2 separate regions of the Homo sapiens genome follow, and region 1 is linked to region 2. The links are chromatin contacts, found by Hi-C or POLR2A ChIA-PET in ENCODE. All regions are on one chromosome and are shown on one strand. Each heading gives the region's core, a stretch centred on a gene start or an enhancer-like site at or near the end of the contact. The rest is flanking DNA. Distances are from core to core; before and after follow the strand shown. Region 1 overlaps GRIA1 (glutamate ionotropic receptor AMPA type subunit 1). Region 2 overlaps LINC01470 (long intergenic non-protein coding RNA 1470).

Evidence for each region. Hi-C counts contacts between places; a loop is a spot of excess contacts on that map. ChIA-PET counts read pairs that join two places held with the same protein, here RNA polymerase II (POLR2A). Pooled maps may share reads with other maps.
Region 1: a map of ascending aorta shows a loop between it and region 2 (2.4-fold over the local background). The contact joins two enhancer-like sites. A Hi-C loop is called at or near these places in 1 of 168 maps with a recorded cell type or tissue (ascending aorta) and 3 of 50 pooled maps. POLR2A ChIA-PET finds 5 or more read pairs at or near these places in 1 of 52 experiments (activated T-cell).

The regions. Positions count from the first base shown.
Region 1 is chr5:153,626,827-153,630,802 of GRCh38, reverse strand. All of the region lies in intron 2 of GRIA1 (glutamate ionotropic receptor AMPA type subunit 1), which reads right to left. Among named protein-coding and RNA genes, the nearest start is that of GRIA1, 140 kb to the right of the region's middle. Within about 2 kb of position 1,667, at least 7 of the 41 ENCODE cell types and tissues checked have a DNase peak (open chromatin) inside an H3K27ac peak, as active enhancers do; they include ascending aorta, where a contact is called at or near this core.
Region 2 is chr5:152,629,604-152,633,917 of GRCh38, reverse strand. The region is part of intron 4 of LINC01470 (long intergenic non-protein coding RNA 1470); the gene reads left to right. Among named protein-coding and RNA genes, the nearest start is that of NMUR2, 230 kb to the right of the region's middle. Within about 2 kb of position 1,422, at least 2 of the 41 ENCODE cell types and tissues checked have a DNase peak (open chromatin) inside an H3K27ac peak, as active enhancers do; they include ascending aorta, where a contact is called at or near this core.

The DNA.
Region 1 (3,976 bases), core at 418-2,917, 1.0 Mb before region 2:
GCCTACAACTGGGGCCACCTGTTGGTTTTAGGATGATTACTTCTCCTCCACCCTCTATTGTCTCCTTCAAGACAGCTAAGGAGATAAGGCCAGATGGTGCTAAAGCCATAAAATCTCTGCTGGATTTGCTTCTTTGAGGGTGCTGTGCAGGTCTAGAGCTGCTTTGAGCATGGGAGGGAGGGGACTTCACTCTGAAGATCTGAGGTGGGAAGCTTGGACCTGCCTTGTTCAAAGCATTGGGCAAAAATTCCTTTTTATTTCCTATTGTTTTGGGGTGGCCTCTTCTGATCCCCATAGTGCTGAGATCCAGACAGCCAAGAATAGGTGAGGGCCACAGGGAAAGTAGCTTTCTTGGGTCCTCCAGCTCATAGAAGCCCACAGCATAGCAACAGCCACGCAGTAATAAACATTGGGCTTTTTCTCTTCAATATATTCCTTTGCTTATCTCCCTCACATATCTAAGAAAAGAAAGGGGATCATTGAGGATCTGGAGAACCTGGCACAGCCACAGTGGCAACAAATGATGATGATGATGATGATGATGATAATTATCATTATTATTTCTAACATTAATTACTAATAGGTGCTTGCATATACTGAGCACTTTAATGCTAGAAAATAGACTACACATTTTACTTTCATCAATTCTTTTAATCTCTGTAACAGCTTAAGAGGGTGTACTTTATTATTATTGCCATTTAACAAAAGAGGGACTAAAACATAGGTAGGCAGGGGTCACAGAACTGATAATAGTGGAGCTACAATTCAAACCCCTGTATGTCTGATTCCACATGAGTCCTTATCACTTTGCTAAACTACCTTGCAACATGTCTATTATAATACCAAAACATTCACTGAATAAGTAAATTTATCAATTCAACATAGTGTATGTGGTATAGTATGGGGAAAACAACAGTCAAGACCCTTGCCTCTAAGAGGGTCATTCCAATGCGATGAAAGACACACTTATGAGCCACTAATAAAAATTGCATGAGAAAATGAAATAAATTCTGCAGTAGAAGAACAGCATGTTCTGCACATTCAGAGGGAAGGGCAATCCCTTAAAGAGGGAGAAGAGGGCAGATTTCCAAGATGAGGATCCTAAAGGGCAAGCATGTTTTTAAAAGTCCAAGGCAGAAATGCCTACTACATAGTGCAAATGCATAAATGCGTGTGTGCATGTGTTCCCAAGTGTGTGTACACGGAGCCCAAGTACCGCTTCCAAATCCTCTTCAACCTAGTCACCACTGCACAGCTAGAGTTGTCCTGTAAGATTGAAAGTATTTATAATCCTTGGTTTCAGGGGAGCAGGAGAAGGAAACCCTGAAAGTCTCCCAGTTTTTGTTAACTCTCTACAATGTCGCTCATCACAGACGTTTCCCACCTGCCTTCTTCTCACTTTCTTCAATGCTGAGACAGTTTAAAGTGTTTCCAATCTTCTCACTTCACTGGCTGTCAACTGGGCTGCAAGCTGTGAAGGCCCCGGAGTCAGCAGAGGGTGCTGTGAAAAGCATGCTGAGGATGCCTTGTGGAAGCACGAGCTGCATGTTTCAGCTTTACCCAAAGCAGGGAGGAAGGGGGAGGGAAGAGGAAATGAGGAGGAGGAAAGGCATTTTTGCCCTCCTCACAGCCTAAGTCTGCGGAAGAAAAGCAGAAAGGGCATGCAAACCATCCAGGGCACTGGCCTGTGAGTCAGCACACTTGAGGACTAGTACACAGGCCCACCCCTGCCTGTCTCTCTGTACAAACTTGACAATTTTCTTCCTGTCCCTGGGCTGGAGGTTCTCATTGGTAAAACAAAAGATTTGGCTGCAGTTGCCTGCAGTTCCCATATTCTATGATGATTCTCAGCAGCATAGTGGTGACTAGGAGAGGAACAAAGCTGGTCTGTAGACACGACAGAATTCTAACTGAGAGGCTGACTATGGTAACTGTCCTTCTGCACTCACTACTGGATCTGAACACACAACAAAGAGTGGACCATCCAAGGTAGGACTTTAGAACAGGAAGAGGAAATTATAAAAAGGAATCAATAATTTGCTCTATTGTATAGAAAAAAAACCCACAAACAAATCAAAAACAAAAAAGCAAGACTATGATCCAAGAATAGGCAAAGATGCTCATATACAAGGATCTGAAGAGAGGACAAATGCAGATGAAGTTGTAGGTGCATTTCGTTAACTTTTAAAATTGCCTAACAGTGGCCAATTAGCCTCAGATGCTACCCAGAAGACTGAGATAATGTTCACTGAAATAGTCATAGCACAGACAATAAAAACTATCATTTATTGAACATGTACTTAAACACTTGCATTACTAAACATGTTGTAATGTAATTGTTCCCAATCACAATGCCATGAAGAAGGTACTAGAATCTCCATTTACAGAGGAAAATATGAAAGTTCAAGGGCACACAGAAATGACAGACACAGAAATCAAAGCCAGGTCAGTCTGAACTTCAGCTCCATGCTTGTAGCCGTCCTGCCTTCGGAAAAGCAAGCACAGGCAAATAGACTTTCCTCTTTACACCAACTCCCCTGTGATGAGCAGAATCTCATCACTGCTCTATCTCTCATTCCAATCCTTCAAGGTCCCACTTAGACACCACCTCTTCTGTGAGAGTCCCAGTCAGAATTAATCCATCCTTCGCTGGGCTCTCATAGTTCTTGGCTTGTATTGCTATTAGCACACTTAACACTTCCTACCTCGTGTTAGAATTAACTATGTCTGATCCTCCCTTCACACTACACCTAAAGCAAGCTGCTTAGACGTTTGTTATGGCACTCAGCATCTTGCATCAATGCTAGCCTGCCTGGGTTTGCCTCCCATCTTATCCAGTGAGTCCTTCCTGTGAGGACAGGAGCTGTGTCTCAGGAATCTCTGTCTGCCTGATACTTAATAGTGCCTTGGGAACAAAGGCTTTCTGAGTGATGCTGAGACTTGCAGCCAGTTTCTCTGTTGTCTCTGGTCTACCGACCATGATACAACTTTTCTGGCGTACTTTTTCTCGTATGCTTTCCATGGTCAGAGTCATTGAACAATTGCTGGGCAAGGGTCAGGAATTCCTGTGTGGAATATCTCTCAGAGAACTGGGGAGGTGGGGGCATATGCAGCTCTCTCCACTTCCCATGCCACTCTCCTCGCTGCTGTCCTCTCTCCTCCAGTAGAGACCTGCCCACTTTTACCTCATTAGAATTCACTTTACAGAGAGCATCGCTTGCCCCATTCTTTTACTCTGGAGTTAGTGACTTCATTCTGACTGGGGAAGAAAGACTGATTCCTCTGAAAAAAATTGTTCTAGATTATTTTTCAAGTGAGGGGAGATTTCTGGGGCTGAAAGGCCACCTGGAACACTTGGGCTCACGTGCCTGTGTCTACTCTGGGCTAGACACCTGAGTGGTTAAGGATAAAGGGTTTGATGGTGGACAAGCCAGATTCAAAACGGTGCTTCGTCCCTTGGGCAAGTTAATTAGTAACTCTGAAACCTTTGCTTGCTCATCTGTATTATGGAAATAATAGTACCCACCCAATGGTGCTGCTCTGAGAATCAAATGCATGTAAAACGTGTTTTTGCACAGTTCCTGGCCCTGTAAATGACTACTATTGTTTCTGTTGCTGCAGTTATCTGAGGCTATATTGTTATTGTTTTATAAATAACATTATCTGGCCACTAAGAAAGATAAGAGCAACATGCAGTGGAAAATTGTACCTCTCAGTTAATAAGAAATGCAGAATCACATGTAGCTTCTAGTTGAGAGACTAAGAATAGCTGTAGTTAAGTTTCTGCTTAAAAATAACTCATGCATTTTTAGGCTATCAGAACCGAAGGTGCTTTAGAGAGCATCTTTATCAGTTGTGCTAATTTATAGAAATGACATTTCCAGGACCAATCACCTAAGCTGGGGCTCAAATCCTGGTCTCCTGACCCTTGTCCATCGTATTTCCTACTGTCTCTTGAGCTGCTGCTCTTTTTTTG
Region 2 (4,314 bases), core at 173-2,672:
TGCTTTATTCTAAAATAGCATATGAACGTATTTAGAGAGATACGCAAGCAACTAAATTTTAAATAGACATGATTGATAAAATACAATTAAACACACTCAACTATTGAATGTGGCAAAATTTTATAATCTTTTTTGTTTTATTAGAAAAAATCAAGATAATACATTTAATGAGGATAGGCACTGTGTCTATTTTTCTCACCTTCATGTCATTTATAGGTTTGTACAGAGCATGGCATATAAGAGTCATATCACAAATATTTATATAATTAAAAATAAAACTAAAGAGAAAACAAATAAGGAACTGGTATGTTACCAAATATAGCAAAAAGAACTGTGTTCCAATTCCTACTTCCTGTGCTCTACTTAGATCATCTTAGGTTAAAAAGCAGGAAGACCTTTCTGGCATTTAATACCACTAAAATCTCAGAATGTTTTCCTGAAGAAAAATAAATTGATCTTCTTTGTGAAACAAGACTAGGCACCCAACTGTAAGGCCAGATGCCCTGTAATTCATATTGGGAACAGGAGAAAGTTTCAACCAAACCAGAAATGTCCTCTAGCCCTCAATATTTTAATTTTTCTTCCTCTTATTTAATATTACTTCATCCTTAAACACAGTGATAACCAAAGGCATTTTGCTTACCAAGTTCTGCAATAGATTATTTTTCTGGCAAGTTAATCACAGCATAATGGTCAAGAGCACAAAACAATTGTATATATAACAGTCAGACTGACCTAGGTTAAAAGGCGCCCCTCCTAATGGCTGTGCTACCCCTAGGCCTCTTTCACCAGTTTCCTTGGAGGCAAAATTGGGATAATCCCAGCATGTATGTCACAGTGGAGTTGTAGACACGTAATAAGATAATGCTTCCGAAGCTTTTAGTTCAATCTGGCATGTAGTTCAATAAATGTTAGCCATTAATTTCTATGATAATAATAGGTAATAATTTGAATAAATACTTGGCTTTATATTTGTTTTTCTTTAATGGGTCTATGTTCTTTGGCCTTTGTTCAATCAAGTCATGGAAAGTGTTCCTAGTCTACTTCCAAGAAACGTATTCAAACAGCATTTAACAAAATTTAGCATCTTTCTAGACTCAGGGAAGAAATCCCAGAGAAGTTATAGTATAGACAGACCTTGTCCACAAAGGACTTTGCTGTTGGTACCCCACCAACTCTTTTTCTCTTCCCACCCCACCACCTGGAAGGAGGAGCTCTTCAGTACACACTGTTCCTGCCCCTCCCTATGCTGGATGGAAACATACCATGTTTTTCTATCACATGCTAGATTCTTCTGACACCATCTGTTCTTTTTAGCCTACAGCACACAGTTTGCCTTGCTGTCACAACTCTATTTGAAAATGTCGAGAAGAAATGTGATGAATGATTCTGAGGAATGTTGTTTACCTACTAACCATCCACCACTGAGTGGTAGGGAGTGCGGGTTGGAAAATAGCACAGGCCCTTCCAACCATGGGATTTCTATGATTAGCCTTACCTAATATGTCACTGAGTTTGAAAGATAGAAAGGCTGATTCTAAGGAGTTTTAATCCAAGAAGCACTTGTTGCTATGGATCCTACTGTAGGTCTCATTTACTGAACTCTTAGTTTCCACTAGGCACTATGTTAATTACCCAACCACACATTATAGCACTTAATCCTCACAGCACTCCAACAAGGAGGAGGATATACTGTTATCATCCATATGTATACTTGTGAAATTAGCAGCTTGAGAAAATCAGTTAACCTTCTCATGGTCACAGCACTAGGAAATGGAAGTGTTATGAGCCCAAGTTGTCTGTCTCCAGACTCTCTGTCTTTGACCCATGCATACCCTGCCTTGGCATGCATTCATTTCAAGAATAGGAAACTGATAACCAGTTGGCTTGTTTTCTCTGGGTCCCACTGTTAAGATGAGTCCTGGAGTTGCCGTTCTGTTTTGCTATTGTGGTAACCCTAAATTTGAAGCTCATTAAAGGAAGAGATAGTGGTGACATGATTACACACACACCACCTTTGGTCATGCATAGTAGATGCTAAGTATCACTGGTGGATGGTTTATCCAATGGAGACTGTTACCAAGGTGATCAAATTATTTATCATCCAAATCAGGACATATTTGAAAGGGGAAAAGGGTCTACTAAAAATTATACTAGGACAATACTCTAAACTGGGGTCATCTTCAGCAAACTGACCCACATGGTTGCCCTAGTTATAACTCCTGTTCTACTATATTTATTCAATGTCGTGAGTTTCCTCTGAGGTAAAGGTTAGGAACAGGCTTCAAAAACAGGTAAATTAGAACACCACGAAATGGAGCCATCTATTTTAAATACAAATGTAGAAACAGAGACTATCAAAAAGACAACTTGAATGTCACCCTGATTTTATTTTCCCTTTTATAAATGTGTTTGTGATTTTTTTTTTCTGCTCCTCAGCAGATGCTACCTGATTTGTGCTCCAGCTAATGTCACTCACGTCAGGAGTGTTGCCAAATGCAATGAGGTGCGACTGACACCAGGGAAGATGATGAGCAAAGAGAATGGCAGCTGGCTGTGTTTCCTTCTTATAGCATTTTAATGAATCAAGGAGCATCCTGATAGAGTACATCTGGACATGCTAGAAGCCAGACTCTAAGATCCGAGAACCCTAAGGCGGCTCCATCTTCATGACAGGGAGGATGGGTCCTGAATAGAGGGATGAGGCCTGAGAAATATAAAAGGCAGTTGCAGTGCTATAGAAAGAACTATACATTAGTGGTTAGAAAACCTGAGTTCTCTCTCACTCTGTGTTACTCATTAGTTTTTTGACTTAGGCAAAATGTTTGTCTTACTCGAGACTCTTTTAACAATAAAAACACACTAGAGTTACCAACAGGGTCCCAAAGGCAGTGGATAGGGGATCTAGAAAGCTACTACAAGGGGCCCATTCCTCTTTCATTATTGCTTCCCTTTCTTCTCTCTCTCTGACAATCAGCTTTTTTTCCTTTACCTCCCAGTCTGCCTGGTGGAAGACAAGATAATCCAAGTTTTCATGGTATAGGTCCAGCCACAAGGAAAGACTGATTCCTGATTCTCATTTCCATGTTTAATTCCTAGCTGAAGGTATGATAGGCCTAGCTAATTCCCCCTCACCAAAAAGTATGAACAGAGTGTGTATGAATTTTAGACATCATGCCTGAGGCCCACTCCTTTGGCCCAATAGATGGTGGATCAGTTCTCATTTCAAGGGGACTGTTTGTCAGCTGAGATGTTTCCAAAGGTATTCATTTGCTTGTGTAACTTTATTTCCTCAAAAGTAAAATCTGACCTCCCTTCCCTTGTGTGGTTATAAGTCTTAAAGGAGACCATGTACAAGAAAAAAAATTGTGAAATTCAAAGGGCTTTATATATATCAGGCACTAGCTGTAAACTGAAGTCACCCTGTGAATCAGATGTAGAGTTACCATATTTAGGCTCACACCCTCTAAATCCCCAAGGTGTAGTCCTCTTTCCATGGACAGTTGGAAGGTCAATGTCATTGAAAGAAAAAAGGTAAAGCTTACCTAATGTGAATATTGTGGGCTTAGAGTTCACCAGCAGGCAAGAACTCTCTCCAGGGTTGTAATTAATTACCTTATTTGCATTATGTAAATGCTACCTTTTAAAATTTCATAATTGTTATTAAACTCAGTTATTTCTCTAAGCTCTGAGCTACTTAATTACTAGAACTGTAAACAGAACATAAGGGCTGCAGAATGCATGAATATTTAGTGATACCAACAGATTTTGTTCATGACCTGCCACGATTATTAATATTACTTTTAATTTTAACAGAGCAGGTTGTCAACATGGGTACTAAACATGAAGCAAAGGCAACTCCTTTATCCAGAACTTAATTCACTACGAATGCCACTCCAAAAGGAAAGGATGTCCAATCTGACAAGGGATTAATCACCATAATATATAAGGAGCCCAGACAATTATAGTGGAAAAAATCTAATAATCTGATTTTAAAATGGGAAAAAGATCTGAATAGACATTTCTCAAAAGAAGACATACAAATGGCCAACAGGTATACAAAAAGGTGCCCAACATCGTTGATATCATCAGAGAAATGTGAATCAAAAGTACAATGAGACATCGCCTCATCCCAGTTAAAATGGCTTTTATCCAAAAGACAGGCAATAACAAATGCTGGTGAGGTTGTGGAAAAGAGGGGACCCTAGTACACTGTTAGTGGGATTGTAAATTAGTACAACCACTATGAAGAACAGTTTGGAGGTTCCTCAAAAAACTAAAAATCCAGGTACCTTACAGTCCAGTAACCCCCTG